Regions from separate parts of the Homo sapiens genome. Here region 2 is linked to region 1. The links are chromatin loops, found by intact Hi-C in ENCODE. Cell type or tissue: dorsolateral prefrontal cortex. All regions are shown on one strand. Links, peaks and the distances in the headings refer to the core of each region. The heading gives the core; the rest is flanking DNA. Region 1 overlaps SEPTIN7 (septin 7). Region 2 overlaps SEPTIN7 (septin 7).

The links. Peaks named below come from ENCODE experiments on the same cell type or tissue, not always from the same donor. Only the 100,000 strongest peaks of a DNase experiment are listed, where the experiment ranks them.
Region 2: it touches region 1 in a loop (1.0-fold over the local background); 26 of 110 quality-filtered maps call a loop at or near these places.

Annotation. Positions count from the first base shown.
Region 1 is chr7:35,803,001-35,807,401 of GRCh38, forward strand. The region is part of intron 1 of SEPTIN7 (septin 7); the gene reads left to right. Among named protein-coding and RNA genes, the nearest start is that of SEPTIN7, 4.1 kb to the left of the region's middle. In dorsolateral prefrontal cortex, for the core only: no CTCF peak of the experiment used is centred there; no DNase peak of the experiment used is centred there; H3K4me3 peaks cover 4,000 bases; H3K27ac peaks cover 3,818 bases.
Region 2 is chr7:35,852,736-35,857,136 of GRCh38, forward strand. All of the region lies in intron 3 of SEPTIN7 (septin 7), which reads left to right. Among named protein-coding and RNA genes, the nearest start is that of SEPTIN7, 54 kb to the left of the region's middle. In dorsolateral prefrontal cortex, for the core only: no CTCF peak of the experiment used is centred there; a DNase peak (open chromatin) is centred at 1,786; H3K27ac peaks cover 2,543 bases.

The DNA.
Region 1 (4,401 bases), core at 316-4,315:
ATAACACAGTTATTAAAAATACATATTTTACCACATCTTAGGCTTACAGAATTCAAATTCACAACAAATAACAGAAATGTTAAGTTGATTTTAATTAGTTCTTATCCTTTAAAAAGAAAGGATATTGTCTTTTTCTAATGTAGCTTAACAATTTTTGTTGCAGGCTTTGGTTTGGAGATATTTGATGCATACATAATACATGAAAGGTAGTGTTAAAAGATTGTATTTCAGAAGTTTGTGATAAAATTGGTTGTTCAGATTTGCACATTGTCCCGTAGAAGTCATTTTAAGTAAATCCATGCCAGAACTTCTGAACAAGTCTGAGGCAAGTTAGGAATCCTTACAGAACCTAGGAGAATTTAGAGGAATATGCTAGGACAACAACAACAACAAAGCTTGGGGGAGAAGAGGGAGGAAGAAGAGTTACATCTATGGCTTCTAAGGTCTCAGTAATGGAGAGTGATCAGATGAGGGACCAGTCAGAATAAGGATAGTGGTAGAGCAGATTAGTTTCAGACTTTGTATAATTTGATGATATACATATTCATTGTAGACTGTATTCTGGGAATTGCCGATAGAGAATTCCTACCTGACTAAATTGCCTGCTGAGAAATGTGTTTCACATTTTGAATTAATAAGCTATCTTCAATTTTTGATTATAAGTTGAACATTTTAAACTAATGATTTATGTCTTTTACTAAGTTTTGAGACAAAACTTTTTGTATACTTCTTTTTTTGTACTAAGTTTGGACTGTAAAGATAAACTTTATTATACAATAGAAACTGAAGAAAAATTATGTTTTTAAGGAGCAGAATTGTAAGGTAGTTTGATTATGGGTTTAGTTCGCTATATGAGAGCATACTGTTAAATGTAGACCATTGAACTCTACAGCAGTGTTTTGAAGACTGCAGGTTGTGACCCATTAGTGGACATTGCACTTAATATTTTGAGGGAGATTAAATTTTCTTTCAGGTATTGTGTACTAGGTGGGGAAGTAATTTTTTTTAAGGATTGTGGTCAAAATGTACAGTATGGATGAGTCAAATCTAAGGTCTTCGAACCTTATGTTAGGGGTTGGAGGTCTTGGTGTGAGGAAGGAAGACTTTAAAATTAAAGACTGTTAAGTCCGTGTGGCTTTTTCTTACTTTGGATTCATTTATCCTGTACTCCATGTAGCTCGCATGGTTAGAGAGATCTGAGGCCTACTCCTATTTGAGAGGATGTTATCCCCCATAGCCAGAAACCAGGGTGGCTTCCAAAAGAAAAGGGTAGCATTCGGTGACTCTGCTTTAGGCCTTGAGGATGAATCTTTTCTTTGTTTTTGTCTTCCTGTGTCCTTTTGCATCATCAGAGATCTGGAGACTAAGCTTTGAGCATGGGCTTGGGGAAGAGGGGCCAAAGAGGCAGCTTGGCTGGCATTAAGTGTTGAAGGCCGTAGACCAGACACACACTAAATCCTTGTGACTTACACTTGGTGCAGTCCAGCTATCCAGATGTAGGGATTACACATTGGGGTTTGAGTTCAAAATCTTAATAATGATTTAGAACATGGGCTTTGATGTTAGATATGGATGCAAATCTTGGCTTTGCTACTCAATAGATACACCAGTCAGAGTAGGTTAGATTGTAATTTTAAAAACTACAGTTAGGCGTTGTTAACAATACGGTACATTGAGAAATCATAGAGTATTTTACCTACACAAACCTAGATGGTAGAGCCTACTATACACCTGGGCTATATCCTATTGCTTCTAGGCTATGAGCTTGTATAGCTTGTTATTGTACTGACTACTGTAAACAATTATGACAAATGGTAAGCGTGTTTCTTTTTTTGTTTTTTTTTTTTTTTTTTGAGACGTAATTTCGCTCTTGCTGCCCATGCTGGAGTGCAATGGTGCAATCTTGGCTCACCGCAACCTCTGTCTGCCTCCTGGGTTCAAGCAGTTCTCCTGTCTCAGCCTCGCGAGTAGCTGGGATTACAGGTGCTTGCCTGCCTCAGCCTCCCAAGTAGCTGGGGTTACAGGCACTCGCCACCACGCCCAGCTAATTTTTGTATTTTTAGTAGAGACGGGGTTTCACCATGTTGGCCAGGCTGGTCTGGAACTCCTGACCTCAAGTGATCCTCCTGCCTCGGCCTCCCAAAGTGCTGGGATTATAGATGTGAGCCATCACGCCCGGCCAAGTGTTTGTGCTTCTAAGCATAGAAAAGATGATGTGCTGTACTATGAACTTGTGACTGCTATGACATCACAGGTGATATGAATTTTTTTAGCTCCATAGTAATCTTATGGGACTACTGTCATAAATGTCCATTGTTGACCAAACGTTGGACATACTGCATGACTATACTGCAAATAAAAAAAGTGGAAATGGAATAAGAAAGATAAACTATAAGCCCCAATTTTTTATTATTAGTTTCAATAGACATAAAATTATTCTGCTATTAAATTTTCCATTTTTGTGCTCTCAATTTGTGTTTCTCTGACATAAACTGATAATTCACAGACTGGCTCATTGGTCCACAGACCACACTTTGCATAGCACTAGGTTAAACTATGCTGCAGCAACAGACTGTCATGCTAAAGTTTATGTACAGTATTATGTTTTAGGCCAGTGTTAACTTTAAAAATACTATACTTTGAAAGCTGAGAATTAAGTATCCCCTGTGATTGGGGGGATAGCCTGAAGCTGCTCCTGCTTACGTTATTTTGAAGTTTTCTAAGTCTTAAGTATTCATGTGTCATTTGCATTTTATTCAATGTTTGTTTGCTTTATGTGAAATATAAAGATGATATTCTTCCTCCTTCCCCACTGATCTGGAAGTAAAAATGGACTTTCCTGAAGTTGTAACATCTTAATTCTGTTGTTTTGTTTAACTCTGGGACACAACTGACTACTTCTGGTAGCTTTATTGGAGGTGAGGCTCCAGGTCAGAGTTTCTCATTTGAGGTTTTGTAATTATTTGAGGGAGGGGAGGGCTGTCTTGAGCATTGTACAGTATTTACCAGCATCCCTGCTGTCATCGTGCTAAGATGCCAGCAGCACATGCTCTCTCTGGTTGTGAAATGAAAAAAATGTCTACAGACATTGCCAAATGTCACGTGGGGGAGCAGAATCATCCTTGGTTGAGAACCACTGCACTAGGTGATGGAGAGCCATTGAAGGATTGTGGGAGACGGGGAAGAAGGAACAAGCTTCCTTAACTGTCTTACTTTTTACTTCTTCCTGGAACTCCTACCACTTAATATTCTTAGTATTTCCTAAACTTGGGAATCAAAATTACCTAGATTTTTTTGTATTAAAAGTTTATCATTAATTGATATATTTTTGCAAAGCATGATCAGTAATTACTGGACATAGAACATTATGCTAGGTCATTATTTTCTAAAGTATGGTTGAAGGGTCAACCATGGCTTGGAGTTAAAAATGCAGATTAACTGGTTCCCACTACAAGACCCATTGATTAGCAATCTCTGGGAGAGGGACCCAGGAGTCTACATTTCCAAATGCTTTCCGACTTATCAAGTAACTTCATTATTGTATGCTTTCATAGAAAAAAATACGTGGATTTTAAGTATTTAGTTCAATGAATTGCTGATGTGCATACACACATCTTGTAGCCTTTATTCTAATCAAGATAGAGAATACTTCCACCATCCCAGAGTTTCTTGTGCCCTGTTGGAGTTCTCCTTCTACTGCCCCAGGTAACCACTGATAAGATTTCTAATAGCCATGAATTAGTTTTTTTGTTTTTGTTAGTTGACTCATTTAAAGTGTTTTTTCTGGGTAACTTTCTAAAGTCTCCCCATCCCTATAACTTCTTTATTATATAAGATTTCAAATAAAATGAACGTCATGGTGTTTTTCAAAGAATACAGATTCTCATAGTGTTTCACACTTTGATAAATGATAGGCCTGGGATGGGGCCCTGAAAATCTTTGGCTCTGATTGACTGTTTTCAGGAAAATCAAAACTATTTTCCACCAGTTTTGCTGTGCTTTATAAAATATATTTGAAATATTCCTGCAGTGGTAATTTGAAACTTTTGTAAACTTTGTTCATTGATTTAACAAGTATTTGACTCCAGGAAGTATCAGACACTTTGACACCATAGCAATCAAGAAAGCTGTGGTCATGGATGTTATGATGTTTCTGTTTTCATTTCTGAAATTGCTTTTTTAAAACTTTTTTTTTTTTTTTGAAACGGAGTTTCGCTCTTGTTGCCCAGGCTGGAGTGCAATGGCACAGTCTCAGCCACCGCAGCCTCCGCCTCCCCGGTTCAAGTGATTCTCCTGCCTCAGCCTCCCGAGTAGCTGGGATTACAGGCATGTGCCACCATGCCCGGCTGAATTTTTTTTTTTTTTTTTTTTTTTTTTTTTAGATGGAGTCTCTCTGTGTCG
Region 2 (4,401 bases), core at 72-4,071, 49 kb after region 1:
TAATAGAATCATTAAGACAATACAATAAGCTACAAATACCTCATTTATATGAGGTACTTGACTTGAGTCAATACAATAACCTACAAATACCTCATTTGTATGAGGTACTCGATTGAGTACTTTAGGAGAATATTCACTGAATCAGTGTTATTCTTGAAAGGACGTAGATCTATTATTGTATCTTGTAAAATGTTCTTTTTTCCATCTTTCTCAGCCTGCTAAAGAGGTTATGATTTAGTTTCAGGACAGATGTGGAATTTGATACTAGGGGTATCAAATTAAAGATTTGACAAGCCTTTAATGACAAGATTAAAGGCTGTTGAACTTAGTTTCTCTCTTCTTCCTGTTCTAAATTTTTAATTGCTTTATCCTTTACTTTTCCATTTGAAGCTCATTGTGGTTAGTGCAGTAAAAGCAGTGGCCCTGGTGCTCAAGCATGTAATCCCAGCCCTTTGGGAGGCCGAGGTGGGAAGATTGCTTGAATCCAGGCGTTTGAGACCAGCCTGGGCAACATAGTGAGACCTCATCTCTTAAAAAAATATTTGCTGGATGTGGTGGCATGCACCTGTAGTCTCAGCTACTCGGGAGGCTGAGGTGGGAGGATCACTTGAGCCCAGCAGGCAGAAATTGCAGTAAGCCATGATTGTGCCTCTCACTTAAACCTGCACGACAGAGTGAGACTCTCCTCGGGGCTGGGCGGGGGAAGTGGGTCAGGACATAGAGGTCAAGAAGCATGTTCCTTTCGCCTGCTCAGAGTCTGGGAAGTATAGTATGATTAAGGACATGAGATTTGCCATTCAGATTGAGCTGTAGCTCTGCTACTTGGTAGAGGTATTTGTCATTGGCAAGTTACTTTCAGAGGTTTCATTTACTTAGCTGTAAAATTGTTTAAAGAATCTTATGTAGAGTTTTGTAATTATTGAAGTCATTGAATGCATGTAAAGTGCCTAGCTCAATGTCTTTCTTATAGTTATTGAATAAAAATATTAAGTGTTATTGTTAATGAAGATACTGGTAAAATATCCCATGTCAGATATGGTCCAACCTGGTTAACCAGATTGGAAGGTAGTTGGGAATTTTGGCACAGAGTCTTTAATGGATAAATGAGAGTGGGTATTTAGAAAGGCAGTAGAACATACTGCCTGGTGTCAAATACTGATTACTGCTTATTAACTCTTTGGCACTAGTAAGTTATTTCACTTTTGTTTCTGTTTTTTCACCTTAAAATGGTATTGATAATGATGCAGATTGAGTATCCCTAATCCAAAAATCTGAAATCTCAGATACTCCAAAGTTTGAAACTTTGAGTGCTGACGTGATGCTCAAAGGAAATGCTCATTGAACCAGTTTTTGGATTTTGGATTTTCAGATTAGGGATGCTGAACTGATGAGCAATGCAAATATTCTAAAATTTGAAAAAGCCCCAAATCCAACACGCTTCTGGTCCCAAGCATTTTGGATAAGTGATACACAACCTGTAGCATCTATCTCATGGTATTATAAAGGTTAACTAAGTCAATGCTTGTAAAATACTGGCACACAGAAGAATTTATAACTTACTGGCTGTCACTGTCATTATTTTTGATGCATAGTGGTATCAGTGCTAGAGGATTTGGGGATTCAAATTTTGAAAAATGCCCCCCAGGGGACATCTCTCAACGTCTGGAAGCATTTTTGGTTGCCACAGCTGGGGAGGAGGGATGCTAACTGGCTTCTAATGGGTAAAGGCCAGGGATGCTGCCAAGCATCCTTCAATGAACAAGGCACTCCTCACAATAAAGAATTATCCAACCCAAAATGTCAGTAGTGCCAAGATTGAGAATTCCTGTAGTACAGCTGTCTGGAGCTGTAGTTGCCAGCATCTGCAGCAACCTGTGCCTGATGCCTGCCTCTCATTTACTCTGTAGTCTCTTACTGGACTCAATAATCATTTTTCTCTTAACTTTTATCCCAGTACTCCCAATCACTATATTTGCAGGTAGCCTCTTCTCAGGCATTCTTGACTTCTTTGTAGTATAACATATTATCAACCCCTTTAAATATTAAAAGTTAAAATTAAATATTATATAATTTATGGTTCTTGTAGAAAAACTGATATACAAAGAAGAAAAATTTAAATGTTTCATAACCTTTCCCATCTAGAAATAAACACTGTTACAAAGTTGGTATATTCACTTTTATTATTACCCTCCCCTTGGCTTCCCAAAGAAAGAAAAGCTTATAAAATATACATTTTATTTTTTAAAAACTAAATTCTAAAGATATTTAGTAAAAAGCAAGTTTCCTTTTTTCTCTCACCTGCATTTCCAGTCCTGTCTCTAGAAATAAGCATTAAATTGGTGCAAGTCTTTTGGCATTTTTTTATACTTTTATATACACCAGGCATTCCTACGTCAATTTTTTTTGTGTGTGTAAACAGTACCATGCTATAAGTACTATTCTGTGAATGTGTTTTCCCTATCACTGAATATACTGTGTGTGTATATACACTGAATATTCCTGTCAGTATATTCTTAGCAATTATGTGGTATTCTGTAATATCTTTATCATGATTTATACAGTCAGCTATTAATGAAGATGGATGTTCGTAGTTACAAACAGTGCTTAGGTTCCTTGGATTTCTAGGCACACATATAAATGCTTCTGTAATGTACATTTCTGAAAGTGAAATCCTGGGTCAAAAGGCATGTAGATTTAAATTTTGATAGATTACCAAATTATTCTTCAGAAAAGCTGTAGCAGTTTACAGTTTCACCAAGAACCACCCCTGATGGTTGACTTACTTTCTTTAGGCTTATTTTAAGCATGAGTTTTTCTCCAAATACTTTAGTCAGATCTCTTAGATTTTTATGTGTAATACTCATTTTGTTTGTATTTGAGTAATTTTCACATAGGAAGAGTTAAGGAGAGATATCTAAGTAGGTGGATGGATTGTGTTATTTTTTATTAATTTTTAATTTCACTACAGAGAATTCAGAGAATATGATCTGTAGGTTCCAGCATTGATTTATTTTTCTGTGTAGCCTTACATAGGATTAGCTTATTTAAGTATTCCATAGGTTTCAAAAATGTGTTTATTCTCTGGGTAGAAATTTGTGTATATATATTTGACAATTAAGCATATTATTTAAATCATTTTTATTTTTTCAGCGCTTGATTTATCCATATCCAAAAGACCTATTAGTCTTTTAATGTGGAACTTGCTAACTTGCTGTTGTTTCCAAGTTTTTGCCTTAAGTATTTTTAACATTTTGTTATTTATATTCTTCTGTCATATCAAACTTCCATGTGTTTCTAATTTCCTTAAATGAATCACAGAAATAATACAACTACTTATTGAGCACTTAATGTGTACCAGGCACTGTGCTTAGATTTCACATATATTACCTAATTTAGTCCTCATAGTTCATACTCTTATACTAATTTGATATGTAAGAAAACAGAAAATGCAAGTATCTTGCTCACTGTAATTATAGAATTATAATAATGGAATTATACAGTATGTATTCTTTTTAGATTGGCTTCTTTCGCTCACCAGCGTACATTGGTCTCTGTCTTTTCATGGTTTGGGAGCTGATTTCTTTTTGGTGCTGAGTGATATTCCATTTTCTGGATATACCACAGTGTATTTATCCATTCAACTACTGAAGGACATTGTGGTTGCTTCCACGTCTTGGCAATTATAAATAAAGCTGCTGCAAATACCTGTGTGTAAGACTTTGTTTTTAACTTAGCTGGGTAAACATCAAGAAGGGCAATTGCTGGATCATTGCCTTGTGTCCTCACTGCTCTTAAAGATCAGATTTGTTCAGCTTTTTACTTCTTAGAATGGAGTGGCGACTTCCAAGCTCCTTATGTATGGAACCAGAAAAAGCAGACTGAGTTCTCAACTACTTTTTGGTACCCATTTTTTCTGCCTCCTTACCCTGAATGAGACTGGGCTCTTTGAGGATCATTTCCCCTGTGGCATATAGCTCAAGGGGGAGCTTTTGTTTCACCTTATGAGCCTCAAGGTGGGGAGATGGTCTTGGTTACTTTCCTTATTTCTCATCGAGGTTTGTGTTAAAGCTTTCTGTTTCTTTGGGATCTTCCAATTTATAAGGAAATAGAAATCACTTTAGTTCAGAATAAATTCTTCTAAAAGTTAAATATAAAGTTCTCAATTATAGGAAAAAATAATTAAGGTCTCTTTGATTTGGCTTTTCTAATTGAATTCGATTCTAGGGGAAGAAGTGTTTTGATTTTCCTCCTTCCTTGATTCTAAGATAAGATCTACTCTGAAACATATAATCAGATTTGATTTGAGGGAGGTAAATAGTACAGTCAATTACATTTTGATTATGAGACATTTGTTTTTAGAAATATTGGGGGGGCAAAATTGTGTCTTAGAATTGAGGAAAT